2 separate regions of the Mus musculus genome follow, and region 1 is linked to region 2. Evidence: chromatin contacts called from ENCODE Hi-C or POLR2A ChIA-PET data. All regions are on one chromosome and are shown on one strand. Each heading gives the region's core, a stretch centred on a gene start or an enhancer-like site at or near the end of the contact. The rest is flanking DNA. Distances are from core to core; before and after follow the strand shown.

Evidence for each region. A loop is a pair of places that touch in the nucleus more often than their neighbours do. ChIA-PET counts read pairs that join two places held with the same protein, here RNA polymerase II (POLR2A).
Region 1: a loop to region 2 is called in a map of heart, with 6 times the contacts of the local background. The contact joins the enhancer-like site here to the promoter of Tha1 in region 2. A Hi-C loop is called at or near these places in 12 of 37 maps with a recorded cell type or tissue (T-helper 1 cell, T-helper 2 cell, adrenal gland and 4 more). POLR2A ChIA-PET finds 5 or more read pairs at or near these places in 5 of 5 experiments (Patski and embryonic stem cell).

What each region holds. Positions count from the first base shown.
Region 1 is chr11:117,910,158-117,916,777 of GRCm38, reverse strand. Gm11725 (a long non-coding RNA gene) reads right to left here. Exons shown (of 3, transcript XR_001780380.2): 3 at 6,269-6,620. Among named protein-coding and RNA genes, the nearest start is that of Tha1, 40 kb to the right of the region's middle. Within about 2 kb of position 3,922, at least 1 of the 3 ENCODE cell types and tissues checked has a DNase peak (open chromatin) inside an H3K27ac peak, as active enhancers do; it is heart, where a contact is called at or near this core.
Region 2 is chr11:117,868,286-117,874,944 of GRCm38, reverse strand. Tha1 (threonine aldolase 1) reads left to right here and starts at 1,419. Exons shown (of 7, transcript NM_027919.4): 1 at 1,419-1,774; 2 at 3,258-3,341; 3 at 3,845-3,933; 4 at 4,325-4,510; 5 at 5,137-5,274; 6 at 5,393-5,585; 7 at 6,203-6,659. The coding sequence starts at 1,546. The coding sequence ends at 6,486. It overlaps Gm11725 (a long non-coding RNA gene), which reads right to left and starts at 3,860. Exons shown (of 3, transcript XR_001780380.2): 1 at 3,512-3,860; 2 at 2,742-2,850.

The sequences.
Region 1 (6,620 bases), core at 2,673-5,172, 39 kb before region 2:
CCAGGAACAAAACCAGAGCAGGCAGGTTACTCATAGCCCCAGTCAAACACTGCTGTACAGACAGCTTCTAAGGCTCCATCACACAACCCCATGCCGCCCCCCCCCGCCCACCCATGGGCTATAGCCGGGAGTCTCTTGCTAGCAGGGTTCTGAGCCTGCCTTAATCTCTCCTGCCCTTGGTAGACTCAGAGAGGCTGGCTCCCCTCCCTATGGCATCAACAGCTTAGTACCATCTTGCCAGCCCTCCCTGCTCGCAGCCAACCCTGTGTCCCCAATCCTGACTGCCCCCCACCCCTGAGCCCTGGTTTGCTTGCTATTGATGTAGTTATAGGCGTTCTAACCAAAAGCAACTGGTGGGGGGAGGGTTTATTTATTTATTTATTTATTTATCTTTCTGGTCTCGAAGTCCTTCACCAAGGGAAGCCAGGGCAGAAACTCTAGACAGGAACCTAGAGGCAGGAACAGAAGCAGAGGCCATGGAGGAGTGCTGTGTATTGGCTTGCTCTCCATGACTTGTTCATCTTGCTTATGTAAGGAATTACAGCTCCCAGGCCCACCTGTCCAGGGGTGGCGTTGCCCTCAGGAAGATGCTCAGCCTGATGTAGGCAGCCCCTCAGCTGAGGGCGCCTTTCCCCATATGATCCTATTTTGCGCAAGCCGATTAAGAACCAGGTTACTGCATGGCTCTCTTAGGCTCTGCCCCAAGGTCACCTTGTCAGAGAGGCCTGGGTGGGCCACAGGAAACAGGCTCTCAACACTGGATTATTCCCATCCTGTTGTGACGTGAGAATGTTTTCTTTCTCTCCCTTCCCCAAAGATCATAGACAAGATCTATCTTAGCCACCTTGCCGTCCCTGACAGGATTGACTGAACTCTCAAACTGTGAGCCAGCAGACCCCTCTTCCTGTAAGATGCTTCTAATGGGTCTTTGGTCGGAGTGGTAGAGAATAACGAATACAGTATATTCGGGTACCTCGCCACAGGAGAACTCTCTGGAAGGTAGAATAGTCACATGGTGCCCTGTGTGGGTATAGAAGCTTGGAGGCTGGAGGTTAGGGGAGAAGGCTCTACTTTCCACATTGCCCCTATCTGTAGGGCTTATGTTGAGCAATAAGGTTGGAGAGGTGGCTTGGTGGCTAGAAGTGCTGGCTATGCCTCCAGAGGACTTAGGTTCAATTCTTAGCACCCACATAGTGTGGCTCACAACCATCTCTATCTTCAGTCCCAGGGGATCTGGCGCCCTCTTCTGACATGTACAGGTACTGCATGCAAGTGATGCATATGCATGCTTCCAGGCAAAACATCCACACACATAAAGTAATTTAAAAAATGAAGGCATAAGCTGGGCTGGAGAGATGGCTCATCAGTTAAGAGCACTAACTGCTCTTCCAAAGGTCCTGAGTTCAAATCCCAGCAACCACATGGTGGCTCAGAACCACCCATAATGAGATCTGAAGCCCTCTTCTGCTGCATCTGAAGACTGCTACATTGTACTTAGATATAATAATAAACAAATCTTTAAAAAAAAAAAGAGCACTTGCTGCTCCTGCAGAGCACCTGGGTCAGTGACCAGCTCCCCCATCAGGCAGCTCTCTCCCACCTGCCTGTAACTCCAGCTCCAGGGCATCAGATACCTTCTTCTGGTTTCTGTGAGCACACACATAAAAATAAATCTTAGGGGGTTTGTTTGTTTGTTTGTTTGTTTGTTTGTTTTGGATCTTTTGAGACAGGGCTTGTCTGTGTAGCCCTGCCTGTCCTGGAACTCATCCTGGTCTGCCCTGCTCAGAGCTCAGAGTTTGCTGGCTACTGGAGAACAGGCACTAAGCCTTGGCTTTTGTTATTGTTGTTGAGTCAATCTTAAAAAAAAAAAAAAAAAAAAAAAAAAAGAGTAGACATTCGTAGTCACAGGACAAAGGTTCCTCTGATGGTGTCAGGCCAGGCTCATGTTGGGAGGAAGAAGCCTCATCAGGAAGTGGGTAAGTTCCAGGTGAGGTATCCCTTAAGTGTGGTGGAGGAGCACGTGAGGATTAGGGAGGAGTCTGAGCAAGGGAAGCCGAGCTGGCAGCCGCTGCAGTCATGACCCTTTGAAGTTCATCTGGACAAACCACAGTCCTGGGCGTGCTGTCTCCAGACTGCGTTAGATAAGGGGGCCCAGCCTGGCCAGCCTGCAGGCAGGAGGCTCACGCCCATGTACCTTCTGCAGCCGCCCATCACTGGCTTCGACGCCCTCGTCTGAGGGACGCTTCAGTGGACCCAAGTGGACCTCGAGGGGCCACAGCTAGGCTCTGGCTTCAGTTTCCCTGCTGGCTGGGACACTGCCTGTTCCCAGAACACTCTCTGCCCCAGAGGCCGTTCACCCTGGGTAGGGGCCCAGGATAAAAGATGCCACCCGAGCTATCCCTTTGATGGTGGCATCAGCTACTGCCAGGGTGAGCTGGTGATGGGGCGGGGATGGAGGTCACTTCTGCTCAGAGGCCTGTAGCCTTCTGCCCATGTTCGAGCCAAAGCCCAGCTAGGAGGCCTCAAGCCCCGGTTGCAGGGAGTCCTTCTAGTTGAGAGGCCCTGTGCTCAGCAGACCCTGGGCTGACTGGCCTGAAGAGCATGCTGAGAGGAGAACCCCACTCTTGTGACTGTGAATGGAGTAAGGGGAGCGGCCAGCCCAGGGGCTGAACGAGGACCACCATGTGTGCCCCTGCTGAGGGGCAGCTTAGGGCTAAGGCGGGATGCTAGGGGCAATGCCAGTCCCCTCGGCCTCCAAGTCTGTGCTTCTTCCTCCCTGAAGGCAGCCAGTTGTGCCTGATGCTACAGGGCCTGAGAAAAAGACAGGCTGGACATGGTGGCACACGCCTTTAATCCCAGCACTTGGGAGGCAGAGGCAGGCGGATTTCTGAGTTCGAGGCATGCTGGGCTACAGAGTGAGTTCCAGGACAGCCAGGGCTACACAGAGAAACCCTGTCTTGAAAAACAAACAAACAAAAAAGACAGAAGCACACGGGACTGCTGTGTGTGTGTGTGGCTGAGTGGACTGTGCAAACAGTGGGACCCTTAAAAAAAAAAAAGTAAGAATTTGATAGAACATTAAACGGGACATGAGGCGTGTCTGTGTTCATGGGCTCATGCATTCTTGGGTCACCAGTACCAGAAACCCATCCTGAAGTAAAGAAAAAGCACAAAGAAAGTACTGTATAGCCATGTGTAAACTCACAATACACATGCACAAAAGCTCTGAGGCCACCATGTGTAAACTCATAATACACACAAAGGCCCAGTGGCCACTATGTGTAAACTCATAATACACACAAAGGCCCTGTGGCCACCATGTGTAAATACACAATACACACAAAGGCCCTGTGGCCACCTGGCACTCACATGGCAGGTGGCGGAGTTGGACTCTAAAGGCAGACCTGCCAGGTCCTCCCTGAAGGGCCGGCCCATTAGACCTGACAGTCTGAGGAACTGCCCCTTCCTAAGAGGCAGGGTTTCTTGACACTGTGGTACCCAAGACCCAACTCCCTGTTACCCAAGTTTGAAGTCTGGTTCTGTCTAGTCATTCTCTGGGGCCCCATTTCTTTATCTGTATATTATTATCTCTATTTACTACTGAGTTATTTCTCATGACTCATACGCAACACGTAGAGTAGCCCAGCCACATAAATGGCCTGGGTGGTGCTCCCCAACCCCCTCCATGGTCTCACTGTGGGCCTCCGTTTGCTCTCCTGGGGTTACCTCCTGCACTGACTTACCTCCACCTAAAGAAAGCCAAACCACCCAGCAGTGAGTATAGATCTGGGGCCATCTTCCTTCCACATCCACGCTTCCAAGTGGAAGGAAACACAGCCTACAGCTCCGGCCTTTGCTGAGGGCCACTGCGCTGCAAAGGGCTCCCTCTAGCGGTGCGAAGCTGCTCCCCTGGGCCCTAGCTCACCCTGGGGAGGAAGTGGGAAGCAGCTGGAATCCAGCTCTTTCTCCCCTGGGCGGTGTGGCAGGGTCTTAAGGCTCTCAGCTTCTGGCCCGTGTGTGGAGACGCCTGTAGACTCGCCTTTGTCTTTTCAATCCTTTGAGCAGCAGACCTGGATCAATGCAGCAGCAAGAGTAGAGGCTCCAAGAAGAGAAGCTGCCAGTTCGCGGCTGTCTGCGGGGGAGGGGGAGAGAGGATGGGGGCGGGGGGCGGTTCCAGGCCTGCAGCACAGACCACCCACAGTTCGAGGCTCTTACAGATGGCAGAAAGGGGGGGCATGGAAACCTACAGCTTCCCCCCCCCCCCACACAGGGTTTCTCTGTATAGCCCTGGCTGTCCAGGAATTCACTTGTAGACCAGGTTGGCCTCGAACTCAGAAATCCGCCTGCCTCTGCCTCCCCAGTGCTGGGATTAAAGGCGTGCGCCACCAGCCTACAGCCTTGAAGTACAGACAGAGAGAAGAGGGTGGAGGAAGGGGTGCATGGGTAGGTACTTTGGGTGGGCGTGTCGGCTGCGGGGGTGGGAGGTGAGTGACCACTCTAGAGAACTCTGAAACACTTTTCCTCTTTGGGGTTTTGAGACAATGTCTTGTTGTGTGACCCTGCCTGGCCTAGAACTCACTACAGAGCTCAGCTTAGCCTTGAACTCCATGCAGTCCTCAAGGGCTTAAAGAATAGGTATGCCCTCCATTCTCTGCTCTCCCCAGCCACTTGGCTGACACGGAATTCACTCTGTAGAACAGGTTAGCCTGGAACAGTCTATGTAGACCAGGCTAGCCTCAAACTCATAGCAATACTGTGGCATCGACCTCCTGGTGCTGGGATTCCAGGCAGTGTACCACTCCTGACCCCAGGCCTGCTTTCCTCTTCCTTTGTTGCTTGCACTCACCCCTATGTCTCCCTGTGCCACCTGTGTCCCCCTGTACCCCCTATATAGCTGAGAATGACCTTGAACTTCTGACCCCACCCCACCCCCGACTTCCACTTCCTGGGTGGCAGGATTTCAGGCTTAAGCCACCGCTGCCACATTTATGTGATCCTAGGGGTGGAACCCAGGGCTCCATGCACACTAGGCAAGCATTCTGCCCGCTGAACTCCCAGCCTCCAAAACCTTTTAGGACATGTTTTCCCTGTGCAGCCCTGGCTGTCCTGGAACTCACTCTGCAAACCAGGCTGGCCTTGAACTCAGAGATGTACCTGCCTCCGGACTGTTGGGATTAAATTCATGTGCCACCACGCCAAACCCTTCTTAAGGACAGACTCCTAGGGCCCTTTGCAGCCCGCTGCTTGGGCTGGTCTGGAGGGGAGCCTAGGCACCTGCATTCATACAGACAGCGAGTGAGGCTGATACACAAAAGCCTCCTCAGCTCCTGTGACATCCATTGCCACCTAGGAGCATACAAGCCGGGCCCCAGGGCCTGGACCTTGAGTTATGAGGGCCAAGGATACCCCTGTTTATATGACACACACCTGGGATTCTGAGAGGGATACAGCATTGGGAAGGAGGAGCCCCAGGATCAACAGTGCAAGCAAGGAACAGGCACGGACCCTGGTGACCTCCACCAACCCCATGTATTCAGGAAAGGACACACCTGTCCTCGCCAGCTCTGAGCAAAGTCTGGATGGCACTCACTGTCACCCCCGCCCCTGCCACAGCAGCTGTGCACCCATGTAGCCCCCACACTCCCTGACCACTGGTGTCTGAATGACCCGTCCAGTCCATGGGATCCTCGTGAGCTGAGCCCAGGTCCTACCTATTTTGTGCTTTTCTCACTGGGATGAACACTGACCAGAAGGGACTGGGGAGGAAAGGGCCACTCTGGAGACGGAAGCCGTGTCCCGTACATGCTAGGTGACCGCTCTGTCACTGTCATATCCCAGCTCTCTTTTTGTTTGTTTTGAGATTAGCTCTCACTATGTAGCCCAGGCTGGCCTCAAACTCATGAATCAACTGCACCAACCTTTTGAACACTGCAGCTGTTTGTTGCTGGTGTTTTCAGACAGGGTCTCATGTAGCCCAGGCTGGCCTTGTACTCCTCCTGCCTGGACTTCGCATGTGCTGGGATTACAGGTGTACACTATCATGTCCAGGGTATGAAGTGTGATGGTCTAACCTAGCACTTCACAGCTGTGCTACACCCCAGTACTTGCTGTCTGTGAGGGCTCTGATCTCTTCTTTTTTTTTTTTTTTTTTTAAAGATTTATTTATTTATTATATGTAAGTGCACTGTCGCTGTCTTCAGACACTCCAGAAGAGGGAGTCAGATCTCATTACGGGTGGTTGTGAGCCACCATGTGGTTGCTGGGATTTGAACTCAGGACCTTCGGAAGAGCAGTCGGGTGCTCTTACCCGCTGAGCCATCTTTCCAGCCCTGATCTCTTCTTAGGACCTTGTGTAAACCCGGTTTCCTTCTTCTTGTCTTTGAATACCATCCCACTTGGTTAGAACCTCAACTGTGGGGGGGGGGGCATAGTTCTGTCTATAATCAGTGTCAGTAAAATTCTATTCTGGGGTTTGGGGGGGGACATAAACAATGCCCACCCTTCCTCCTAACAACAAATCCAGGCACAATTCCTCTAACATTCACTCGGGGGAACCAATGGCTTTATCAGACTTTCTTACGGAGCATGGGTGATTGATTGATTGATTGATTACAGGAGTG
Region 2 (6,659 bases), core at 170-2,669:
ACAGATTGGCCTGAAAGTCTCAAATATCCTCCCGCCTCCCCCAACCCCACCCCGCCCCAAAGGACTGAGATTACAGGCATGAGCCACCATGCCTGCCTTTTGCAGTACTGAGGAATCAATCTAAGGATCACATGCTTACTAGCTAGGTGCTCTGTCACAGGGCTCTTGGGCATGACTTCCATGGAAGCACCTTGTCTCTCCAAGCCAATGGTATAGGAAAAAGAAAGATTTCTAGATACCTCCAAAACTCCGTTTCCCATATGTCCTAGAGAGATGGCAGACACAAACCCATACAGTCTCTTGGAGACTCTGTAACTCTAGCTCCAGGTTGTCCAGCGCCCTCTTCTGGCCCCAGTAGGTAACTACACTCATGTGTATCTACTCCCCACCCCACACATATGATTTTTAAAGTTTTAAATCTCCCCCCCCCCCCATACAGGGTCTCTGTGTAGCCTTGATTGTCCTGGAACTCTGTGGACCAGGCTGGCCTCGAATTCAGAGATCCGCCTACCTCTGCCTCCCCAGTGCTGGAATTAAAGGTGTGTGCCACCACCTCCCAGCTTTAAATTCATTTAAAAGAAGAATTTGGGGAGAGGAGAGGGGAAGGGGAGGGGGAAGGAGGAGGAGGAGGGGAGAGGAGGGAGGGGGAATGTATCCCATTTGGTAGCATGCTTGCCTAGCACTTACAAAGCCCTAAATCTAGTTCCCAGCACAGCGTAAACTGGGCATGGTGGCACACACTTGAATTCCCAAGCAGGACGGTCAGATGTTCAAGGTCAACTAGGTTACCCAGTGAGTTCAGAACTAATTTTGTTGTTTGTTTGTTTGTTTTGAGACAAGGTTTCTCTGTGTAGCCCTGGCTGTCCTGGAACTCACTTTGTAAACCAGGCTGGCCTCGAACTCAGAAATCCGCCTGCCTCTGCCTCCCAAGTGCTGTGATTAAAGGCGTGCGCCACCACTGCCCGGCCAGAACTAATTTTTAAGGAGAAAAATTAAAAAGACTCCAGTGGTTGAAAGCTACTGTTTATGGGCAACACGGTACCATACTTGATTCCTGGACTTCACATCAGTGTCTGCAGCCTGTTTCCTCGGGTGTAAAATGAGGACCGTGAGGGACTGGAGAGGTGGCTCAGAGGCATGGAACTGATTATGAAGAGAACCTGAGTTCCATTCCCAAACACCCAGGTGTTTCCCAGAGTGGCTGAGACGCTTAATTAAGTTAAATCTGCAGTGCCACGAGCAGTACCATGTACACGCTAAAATCCCCGGACCTCAGCTTTGTTTCCCACTCAGCAAAGTAAGGAACTGTCATTCCAAAATCTCCTAGCCTTTGGAACAACGGAACACAAAAACTACAACTCTCAGCATGCTGCGGGGCTCGAATAATGTATAAAACTCCAGAGAGGACTACAATTCCCATAGTGCCCCGGGCTTGCCCAGTTCAGGTCCGCGCGGGGTCAGAAGAGTCCAGTTACACGGGTTCCCCGCTGGCACGGAAGAGACTGTCCTCCGCTCCTGCGGCCGAGAAAGACGAGTGCCACAGCCATGCTATGCAGCCTGTTCCGGGCCGCCATGCTACGCAGCCTGTTCCGGGCCACGGTCCCGGGGCTCAGGGTGCCCTGGGCTCAGTGGTCTAGGAATTGGGCGGGGGTCCCAGCCCACGTGGTGGACCTACGCAGCGACACGGTGACCCGGCCAGGGCCGGCCATGAGGCGCGCTATGGCCGAAGCGGTTGTAGGAGACGATGATTACGGCGAAGACCCTACGGTCCACGGTGAGCCCGGCGAACAGGCCCGGGGCAGGGGTCGTTGCGGTGACCCCGGGACGCTGTCCGTGGTTCTGACAGGACAGCACGGACGCAGAGGGGTGCCTCGCTGACATTTGAGGACGCTCAGTGGTGCACTCTGCGTTCTTGTTCCTTCTCGGAGAGATCCCTGGTAATGCAGACTCTTGAGCTCCACAATGGACTTGGGGAGCCAGAATCTGCATTTTAACAGGACCACCTGGTGATTTCTGCCCACTGTCACCCAATTGCCCAGATGGGTGTTGTCCAGACTTGGCAAAGCAAGACCCCGAGATGGGCAGAGAGGAGTTCAAGGACCCACATCAGGAACAGGGAAGAACCAGGGTTTGAGACAGGTCTTACTACAAGGAGGGCTAACTACTCTCCTTCATTCATTGGCTGACTTCACAAAGACAAAATCAATCCAGCAAAGAAAGTGCTCGCTGCTCCTTCACAGGGGGGGGGGGGGGGTGCAGAATTTCATATCTAGGGAGTGCAGCGCGTTAAGGAGACAGCAAACCAAAGCCCACCCGGGGTCAATAGTCACTGCTAAGGTGGACCTCTAGTGCTGCTGTGTGTGCACTAGAGATCCAGAGATACACCAGAGATCACACTTGACCTTTGTGGACCCAGGGGTGATTGGGGCTGATCTAGAATCTCTTGACAACAAGATATTACCAGGAACTTCAAAGATGCTGAGCTACACTGCTCTCAGCAGGCACCTGGTGTAAACAGGTCACCACATCAAGGCTGGGAGGTCCTGGCCTCGACAGGAGTCTGAGGAGGGTGAACCAGGGGCTGGGAGGAGGAGCGAGCAGAACTCATCCCCGACCGCACACAGGGCTCAGGGAGACACGGGTATGTGTCCTCTGGGGACAGAATCTAGATCACTTTAGCACTGAGCATTGTGTCACAGACAGGAGAGCCACCATGGCCTTTACCCAGGCCATCCACTCACCCGCCAGCTGCACTCTTTGTGCCCTGCCCGCTCCCCAGAGGCTCTTCTTCCGTGGTGATGTGCAGAGGAAGTCCACAGGGAAACCACAAGGCCTCACCTGCCGGGGCTTCTGGGAAAGGGAGAAAAACAGGTGTGAGGTCTGGGTGGGAAAGGGGCTTCAAACCACAAGGGAGTTTCGGTGGCCTGGGGCGGGGACTGTGGCTCAGGAGGACTGACAGAGGGGCCTCTGGCTGTGGCACGTGGTTACCAAGATCACAGACTCCAAGCCCCACCCACAGGACCATCATTTCTCATCCGAGCAAATGTACCTTTTCGGAGAGAAGTGCTTAAGATAAGGTCTTGCTGTATAGCTCAGGCGGCCCTCCAACTCAGTTATCCTCCTGCTTCAGCAGAGTACTGGAATCACAGGTCTATTCTATCAAACCCTGTAACAAGTACACACGAACTGTGTGCCACGGTACAGTGGCCCGAGGAATTGCTGATTCTTGCCCTTCCCCTGCCCCCCTCCCTTCTCAGAACTGCAGGAAAAGGCTGCAGAGTTGCTTGGGGTAGAGAGGACGCTGTTTGTGCCCACCAACACTATGGCCAACCTCATCTCTGGTGAGTGTCTTACCCGCCCCTCTGAGCCCCAGCTCAAAGGGTCTGTGGCACTGGTGGGCACACACCTGGATTTCTTTTGGGTGCAACTGGTGGAGCACTCTGCATTTGGCAGTGGGAGGAGTGAGGTCTGAGTCTCTGCTACTCCCTAGCTCTTCTTCCTGGATGCTTACCTTGCAGCCCTGGCCTGGGTTGTTTCCCAGTGTGCTTCTGTCCTCTGGCTGCTCCTGGTACCCTGGGATGCCTGTTCCTGGAGGCAGCATCCTGGCACTCTTCCTTGCTGGCCATGGGGGTCTGGTGCAGGTTATTAGTGTCCAGCCTTCACAGCCTAGAATTGTGTAACACACCAGTCTTTTCAACACGTGACAGTGAGGTGTTTTGACTCCCAATTGACAGAGGGAGTCTGAGCTCACTGGGGGCCCTAGCTCAGCCTGGCCAAGCTGAGCAGGGGCAGAGAGATCCTCTGGACCCAGTTCCAAATCCTGCCCTCCTCCCATCTGTCTCAGTGATGGGTCACTGCCGGCGCCGGGGTTCCCAGGTCCTCCTTGGGCAGGAATGCCACCTCCACGTCTATGAGCAGGGCGGGGTGGCACAGGTAAGGACCAGACAATAATACCCTGGGGTTTTGGATATTCTTCAGCCAGCTAGGATGTCAAGGTAGGCCCCTGTTTCTCAGGTACCAGCCTGGAACCGGCAGAGGGGGGAAAGAGAGATGGAAGGGAGGGCCTGGGCCCAGATTTGCTCACTTGTCGCGGTGCCTTACTGCCCTCTAGTGGACAGATGGAGCACTAGCACTCCAGAAAGACGCCAAAGGGCAACGACTGAACAGAAAAAGCAGGAACCAGCAGCCTTTCCAGTTCGGATGCTGTGTAAACATGCTCAGAAGAAAGACCCTGGGTTCCAGAGGTGGCTCTGACTGCAGGGGAACCTTCCTACCCAGAAGTGCCACCGGACCCACCTGATCCAGCATCCTCTCCCACCTGCAGATCGCTGGGGTGCATTCCCACCCCCTCCCCGACCTGCCCTATGGCACCTTGGACCTGAATGAGCTAGAGAGGGCACTCACGCGGGGCTCTGGGAGTCCCTACCATCCAGTCTGTGAGCTCGTGTACCTGGAGAACACTCACAGCAGCGCGGGAGGCCGGGTCCTCCCTGTCGACTACCTCCGCCAGGTAGGCTACCTCCCCCAGGTAGGCTCCCACACAGCAGTGTCCCAATGCCAGCCCAGTGCACTCTGGGCTTCCTGTTTCCCCTGATACAGTCCCTTTCCTTAGGAAAATCCTCTCTCTGGCGGACTGGAGAGATTGCTCAGTGGTTAACAACAGTGCTCTAAGAGAGAATCTGAGCCGGGCAGTAGTGGCGCACGCCTTTAATCCCAGCACTTGGGAGGCAGGCGGATTTCTGAGTTCGAGGCCAGCCTGGTCTACACAGTGAGTTCCAGGACAGCCAGGGCTACACAGAGAAACCCTGTCTCGAAAAACCAGAGAGAGAGAAAGAGAGAGAGACTGAGAGTTTGGCTGGATCAAAACCATCTGCAATGGCATACACCTGCACACATAAAATAAAAATAAGACAACTGGAGAGAAGGCTGGATGGTTAGCATCACTTGCTGCTCTTCCAGAGGACCTGAATTATATTCCCAGCACCTACACCAGGCAACTCACAATTTGTAACTCTCGCTCCTGGGGAATCCAGTGCTTCTGGATTTAATTTAAATTTAAAAAAAAAAAACAAGATTCCAAGCCCAGTGGTCTCTTGGAAATTTTGCCTCTGAACACCACCTGCCCTTTGCTTTCAGGTGTGCCTCCTGGCCCACGCCCACGGAGCAAGGGTCCACATGGATGGAGCTCGGTTGATGAATGCAGCAGTGGCTCTGCGCATACCCCCTGCCCGCCTTGTAGAGCACTGTGACTCTGTATCCTTCTGTTTCTCTAAGGTAGGCTGTCCTTCCGGAGCCTGACAGACCTGCTTGCCTCGCTCGGGTGCTGAGGCTGAAGCTCTAACCTCATCTCAAGGGCAGGCTTTGTGAGATAGGGTCTCTTCTCTTCCCTTAGGGCCTAGGTGCACCAGTGGGAGCTCTGGTTGGCGGATCCAAAGACTTCATTGGAGAAGCATGGCGCCTCCGCAAGGCCCTGGGTGGAGGCATGCGCCAGGCTGGAGTGCTGGCTGCGGCTGCCCTGGTGGGACTAGCTGAGGCAGAGGAGGTGCTACCAAGGGACCACGAGAATGCCCAGAGATTCGCTAAAGGTGCCTGGAAGGACCCCCCCCTATCCCTTTTGCTCCCTCCTACTTGGGCCTAGATGTCCCGGGCAGCAGGATCAGGTCCCCAGCAGATCTGCACCCCAAGAGTCTAGCGTGTTGAGAGTTGGCACTACAGGGTCGGGGATTTAGCTCAGTGCTAGGCAAGCGCAAGGCCCTGGGTTCAGTCCTCAGCTCTAGAAAGAGAGAGAGAGGGGAGAGAGAGAGAGAGTTAGTTGGCACTAAGTCTCTAGGATGGGACCTTGGGTCTTCTTGCCTCACCGGCCCTGCTCCAAGGGGCACCCCACACTGGGTGCAACCAGCAGAGTCAGGAACCAGGCCAGAGTAGAGCCTCCAACTTGGGTCTTTTGTGCATGTTCTAAACATTCATAATGACCCTATGATGTTCCCACATCTGAGGCCCAGAGTAGATGACCAATCTATTTAGTGTGAGGAAGAAGGAAAAAGTAGGACTCAACTCATGTTTCTGAATGCCACATCAGGATTCAAGCTGTTTCCCCACAGGATAATCGGGGTGCCCTTCTGCCTTCCCTGTGGGATCGATCTGGCAGTGGCATGGTTGGGCCCTGGGGTTGGGGTATACTCACCACCATATCTGACTCCAGGACTCCAAGACCTGGCGTCACCCATTTGCTCTGTGGATCCTGCCACCGTGGAGACCAACATGGTGCTGGTGCAGGTAGCTGGGCTGCCTCCCTCGGAGCTATGCCAGCGCCTGCAGGCTGTGAGTGCAGAGGAGGTGGCTCAGACTGGCCGTGCCGTGCGCGTGCTGCTGTTTCCCTGGACAGAACAGTCTGTGCGGGCTGTGTGGCACCGAGATGTGTCTGCTCAGGACACGGAACTGGCACTGAAGAAGTGGGAGTTTGTGCTGAGACAGTTGCGGCCCTGAGGCCAGGGGATCCGGGACCCCGTGCTACGATTGGAGTGGGCAGTGAGATGCCTGAAGCTGTTAGCCTGGTGAAGGCTCATCCTCTCTGGAGGATGGTGACATCATTCCGTCTCTGGTTTGCTCCAGTGACACTCCTGGGATGGCCTTACGCAGTCAGGAATAACCAGGCATAA